Linked DNA regions of Homo sapiens: region 2 is linked to region 1. The links are chromatin loops, found by intact Hi-C in ENCODE. Cell type or tissue: K562. All regions are shown on one strand. Each heading gives the region's core, and the rest is flanking DNA. Links, peaks and the distances in the headings are about the cores only.

Region 1 (2,906 bases), core at 103-2,602:
GAAGCAGTCTCTCCAGAAATAAAATGTGTACCCAAGCAGGGGCTCCAATCAAACACTTCCACCAGCTAGAAAAGGGGGCCGCCAGAGGGGAAAATCCAGCCCAGCTCCTACCACCACCCCCGGCCCCACTGCACCGTGGACAGTCCACCCCAGCCCTCTCACACCTGACCAAGTACTGCCATCCTTCGCCCCTCCCTGCTGCCCTAGGGCCAGAGGGGCTAAGGCAGCTCAGAAATAGGCTAATTCGGGTACAGGGAATGCTTCCTGCAGGAGGCATCACCTCACAGAGAGCTCTGGGGTCTTTACCCGCTGTGTTCAGGTCTGGCCTGGGCAGCTTTGAGCCTCGTGGCCTTCTTCCCTGCTCACTCCCTCATTCATTCAGGGACCACCCTCCCTCCATGTGCCAAGACAGTGCTGGATCCCATGGGGAAAGAGAGATGAGTAAGACCCTGTCCTTGTCCCCCATCATGGCTGAAAGGGACAACGGGCAACCAAAAGTCGCATTTCTGTGTCGTGTTACTGTGTCGTGAACTTTGACTCAGTGACCTCATCTCAGGTTCCAGGGTGAGAGCTGGTTTCAGAGCTGCATTGCACAGAAGAAGAAACTGAGTCCCAGAGAGATGAGCGGTGGCCCAGCCTGAGCCTGACCCGCAGACTTCGCTCCACACGCTTCCACCCTCCTGCCCGCGGCTAAGCGGCAAGGCTGGTCCTTCGGCCATCGGAGGAGTGGGTTGGATCCTCAAGACAGAGACACGACTACTGGCTGGAGTCCTCAGCTCTGAGGGTGCGGACTTCCACCCACAGTAGTTTCTCACACAAACCAAAAGTCCCCTCCGAAGAGCAGCCCCAACCAGGCGGAGGGGACAGATAACCCGTTTCTGAAGGCTGAAGCAAAGTGGAGAAGTCAGGCGGCCTGAACCAGAGCTCAGAACTGAGGTCCTCGCTGGGGCTGCCCAGGACCACCTTCAAAAGCCACCGTCTGCAAGAGTAACCCACCCCCCCCCCCACCGACAACTCCTGCCACACTCTGTATACCCCAGGGGCTGGACATGTCCGTCTAAAGAGGCTTTCTTGAGGAGAAGAAGAAGATTCTGGCCTAGGCTCGCCCTATCCAATTCTCTCCACACCTTCCTGTCCACCCAGTCCCCCAGGGGAAGCCAATAACCCCTGCAGCTCTGTGGCTGAGGCCATCCCTGCCTCATGTGTTGGTCTCTCCTGCCCTCTGGTGGACAGATCCCAGCAGTGCATCCTGCATAACCCAAATGGAATCACCTTTCCTTCCAGAGCCTCTTCAATCTCTGTTCCTCTTCCCACAGGATCCTGTATCTGGGCCCTGCACCTCCAGGGCCATACTGAAGGTGGAGGTTGCTCTCTGCTCCCTCACTCCCATTCCCCTTATCTCCTCCTACAAATCAAGACCACCTCCTTTCTGACCCCAGCATTCGGGGACCTTCTGGCCTAGCGTCCAGCTCCTTCTGCGTAACTGGTGCCCTGCCCCTGATGCTACTGGGCCTCCCCTGCACCATGACCCCTTCTCCCTGGGTCTCCTTGCCTGGATCTCATCCCTGCTGCCTGCCTGCCAGTCTGGTCTCCTCCCCCACTGAAGGCTCTGATCGTAGGTAAGAGGCTGACCTGGCCCTAAATGCCCAGCTGTGGCCACCAGCTTCAAGGCTCTGGGCAGCCTGTTTCTGAGCCTCTGCTTCCTTGGGCTTGCTGGATTTGCTTGCTGGCCTTGGTTCAACCGACTTCAATTTAACTGGCATTAACCAAGCAGCTCTGCTCTTTAGTAGACATTGTCCTAGGAGCAAAGAGAATAACAGAGGTGAACAGGCTGCAAATCAGTCTACCAGGGAAGGCAGACACAGCAAGAGGTACCCGAGCAGAACGTGCTGGGTGCTGAACCAGGAAGAGCGTCTGAGGACAGCAGGGCCTGGGAGCCCCAGGGAGAGGATTCATGGGGAAAGTGACCTGAATCCTAGGCCGATGGGGGAGCAGGCTCCCCGGCACGGAGCAGAGGGGATGCTGGCTGTGACAACCACCACTACTGAGCACGCCTTTACCTACACTATTCTCACCTCGCCCTAATGCTGAAGTTAAAGCTGATATTATCCTGCTTTTGAAAGATAATAGAGCGTCAGAGCATTAGGGCAGACAGCCCCGGGTCTCATCGCTAGCAAGTGACTTGAACCTGGTGCCACATTCAAGGCACCATTCTGTTGCTTCCCTAGCAGAAGGCAGAGCGTGAGCAAACGTGTGGAGGCTGGAAGTGGCAGCCCACTCAGGAATAGAGAGTGTTTCCAGGCAGGCTGAGACAGCGCCATGTGAGCATGGGACCTGCACTCTCAGAGCCACACAGAGGGCGGATGAGGAGGGCAAGACGAGGGGTGGGTGACCGCATGGCCCTCACTCTCACCCTTCCCTTTTTTTTTTTTTTTTTTTGAGATGGAGTCTCGCTCTGTCGCCCAGGCTGGGGTGCAGTGGCATGATCTCTGCTCACTGCAACCTCCATATCCCAGGTTCAAGCTATTCTCCTGCCTCAGCCTCCTGAGTAGCTGGGACTGCAGGCATGCACCACCATGCCCGGCGGATTTTTTGTATTTTTAGTAGAGACGGGGTTTCACTGCATTAGCCAGGATGGTCTTGATCTCCTGATCTCATGATCTGCCCGCCTTGGCCTCCCAAAGTGCTGGGATTACAGGTGTGAGCCACCGTGCCCGGCCCTTCCCTCCTTATTCTAAAAAAAAACCTTTGGTTTTTATCTTAGTACTTGTTTACCCTAAATACAAACTGTATTTCCTAGCCTTCCTCACTGGTAGATGTGGCCATATGGTTAGGGGCACATGAGTAGAACCTACATAAACAGCTTCCAGGTGACGCTTTGAAAGGAAGGAGAATGGCTCTTGCAC
Region 2 (2,906 bases), core at 145-2,644, 630 kb before region 1:
TGAAAACCTAATGGACTGTGTAGCCTCATGGCTGTTACTGCTAGCACTTCAACACACCCATGTCTCTCAATCCTTCGGTTTCCTGTGCCCACCAGGGCATCTGTCTGTTGAGTTTCATGAATCATCTGCTGGCACCCAGCAATGCACATGTACAGGTGATTTAAGGCCTGGTGGTGGGGAGAGGGCAAAAGGGAAGACAGGCTGGACAAGGTGAACTCGTGGGGATCACAGTTCAGTGGTCACCTGAGTTATGAGTCTCTCCCCCAACGGATCTTTTCCCTCTGTGAATTTCCATTATGTCACCCAGTGTATTTCATCTGTGCTAAAGGAGAATACACTGATACAAATGTGCACCACCCCTCCCCAACCCTTGTATTTCTGATGTTAAGGCCTCTCTGGCTTATATTGCCTAGAGGGGACCCAGTGAGATAGTGGATCAGCTGTCCTGTTTAAAATCTGAACAGATCTCTTAAGTCACAGGAAGCCGAACCCCAGAACAGTGGTATCCAAACCTGGTTTTGTGACATCCCTTTCTTCCTGAGCATCTCTGGTTGTTTCAAAGAGTGACCCAATGATCTCCTAAATTTCCAAAGCAAAATAAGTCACAATAGTTTAAAAATACATACAGCACGGGAGGTGCTTAAGAGGAGATGAGTGTCTCCAACTAAATGAGTGATAGTGACGGAGCAACTCACCTATGTGGCCAGGTGCTTTTTGGGGTTTGAAACTAGAGAATGGTCCTGAGAGGTTGAAATTGCACCAGGATGTTTAGCCATGCTACCTTCTTGCTGTGTGGGATAAAGAATGGAGCCACAGCCTCTTAAAACCTGATGTGACATCTAGGAGACAGAAATGAAAAAGGCAACCCTTCTGGCCAGGCACGGTGGCTCACGCCTGTAATCCCAGCACTTTGGGAGGCCGAGGCGGGTGGATCACTTGAGGCCAGGAGTTCAAGACCAGCCTGGCTAGCATGGTGAAACCCTGTCTCTACCAAAAATACAAAAAATTAGCCAGACATGGTGGCACATGCCTGTAATCTCAGCTACTTGGGAGGCAGAGGCACAAGAATCGCTTGAACCCAAGAGCAGAGACTGCAGTGAGCCGAGTTTGCACCATTGCACTCCAGCCTGAGTGACAGAGTGAGACTCTGTTAAAAAAAAAAAAAAAAAAGCCCTTTTAGGGAAATTGAACTCTAGCCTTGGTCTACCTGGTTTCCAGACCCAATGGAAAGTGTGTCTCAGACCCGAGTGCCTGCATGCAAAGATTTCCAGATTTCTCTGGCACATTCCTTTTCCAACCTTTTCACTTACCATGTTTATTTTTACTGTTTGTTTTTTTCTCACTGCTATTCTACTATAATTGTGCCCAATTTGGTGATTGGGACAAAAAAGGCACGGAAACTGGGTTGTAGCTTGCCCAGATACTCTGCTAATTTCTACCTTCTTCTGGGGGTGGAGTTTAGGACTTCCTATGCCCCCTCCGCCCCACCCAGGCTTCCCTCCTCCCCAGAAACTTGAAACTCTCCTGGGAGGGTGGCCACCCGCATACAGGCTCCCCAATATATGCACCTTGGCCCTCTCCAAAGGGCCTCCTTTTTGCCCCTCCCCACCCTCAACCACAGACACATCTTTAAAACCTTGTCTTGAATGTTCACCAGACTCTAACATGTGTCCACGTGTCCCCCGGGGCTCCCTCCTGCCTGGCTGTCTGCCTCCTGCAGGTCTGTCTGCTTATGTGCACCGACACGGCAAACACACATGGTGCACCAACATTTCAGCCCAGTGTTGCTTTGAACAAGGCCTTCCAGGGGATCAGAAATGTGGACAGCAGATGTCAGAGGTGACCCACCGTCTGCTGTTTATGGGAGTTGCTCATTCCCTGGGTCAGGGAATGTGTACAGAGACTGTCACAGCCAGCGCAATGAGCATCCAAGAGGTTGTCACTGGTATCTCCCTGGGAACTGGACCACGATTTAAAAAAAAAAAAAAAGCTTGCCTAGAACACAGACACGCTAGGGTAACTGTAGATCTTACATTCACACACATCCTGGGCTTGACATCCTTGCCTTCAGCAGCTTGGCAGACAGAAAAATAACAGTTTGTTTTCTGTGTGATCAGAGTTAACTTAACCAACCCCTGCCAAGCTCTTCTCTTTGTCAGGAGAAAGAGTCAGAGGGAAGTGAGGGCATGCAAGTAAGCGCGAGGGGGTGGCGGACGGAGAGCCAGGTGAGGAGAGGCAGCCGGAGAAAAACAGTGCTGGGAAGCTGGCCGGTGAGTGTGGAGCCAGGTGATGTGCCAGGCATCTGACAGCCGTCAAGGAAGGGCAGCTGGCAAGGGATTGCCAGGAACCGGAGGGCAGAAAAACAGGGAGATTTGGGGCAACAAACGACATAGTCAGTGGCTGGAACTTGCTGGGGATGCCCTTGTGAGCCCTGCCGCGGGAGCAGTCATTCTCAAAATTTAGGATGCATCCAGACCACCTGTAGAACTTATTAAATACAGATTGCTGGCTTCAGCCCTGGAGTTTCTGATTCTGTAGGTCTGCGCAAGGCTAGAGATTTGGCATTTCTAACAAGTTCCCGGATGCTGCTGGTCAGGAGCCCAAACTCTGAGAACCACTGCACTCAGGGAAGCCCAAAGCTGACTTGCTTTAACCTCTTCCAATATGGCATCCACCAAGAGCAAAAGCTTTATTCATGGGAAAGGTCATTCAGTGCTTGGAGAAGCACGGAGACTCTGCTCTCCTCTCTCCAGGCAGGAGGTAAGAAGTGAAAGCAGAATCTTTGGTTCGTGGGGTGTTGCAGGTTGAACTGTATCTCCCCAAAGGGAAAGCTGAAGTCCCAACTTCTGATACTTGTGCATGTGACCTTTTTGTAAATAGGGTCTTTGGAGATCTAATCAAGTTAG

The links. Peaks named below come from ENCODE experiments on the same cell type or tissue, not always from the same donor. Only the 100,000 strongest peaks of a DNase experiment are listed, where the experiment ranks them.
Region 2: it touches region 1 in a loop (2.7-fold over the local background); 3 of 110 quality-filtered maps call a loop at or near these places.

What each region holds. Positions count from the first base shown.
Region 1 is chr7:131,687,626-131,690,531 of GRCh38, reverse strand. No RefSeq gene overlaps it. Among named protein-coding and RNA genes, the nearest start is that of PODXL, 130 kb to the right of the region's middle. RefSeq lists a silencer at 1,203-1,252. In K562, for the core only: a CTCF peak has its summit at 1,219 (motif pointing left); a DNase peak (open chromatin) is centred at 1,191; H3K27me3 peaks cover 2,332 bases.
Region 2 is chr7:132,320,449-132,323,354 of GRCh38, reverse strand. All of the region lies in intron 3 of PLXNA4 (plexin A4), which reads left to right. Among named protein-coding and RNA genes, the nearest start is that of PLXNA4-AS1, 30 kb to the left of the region's middle. In K562, for the core only: no CTCF peak of the experiment used is centred there; a DNase peak (open chromatin) is centred at 1,703; H3K27me3 peaks cover 1,202 bases.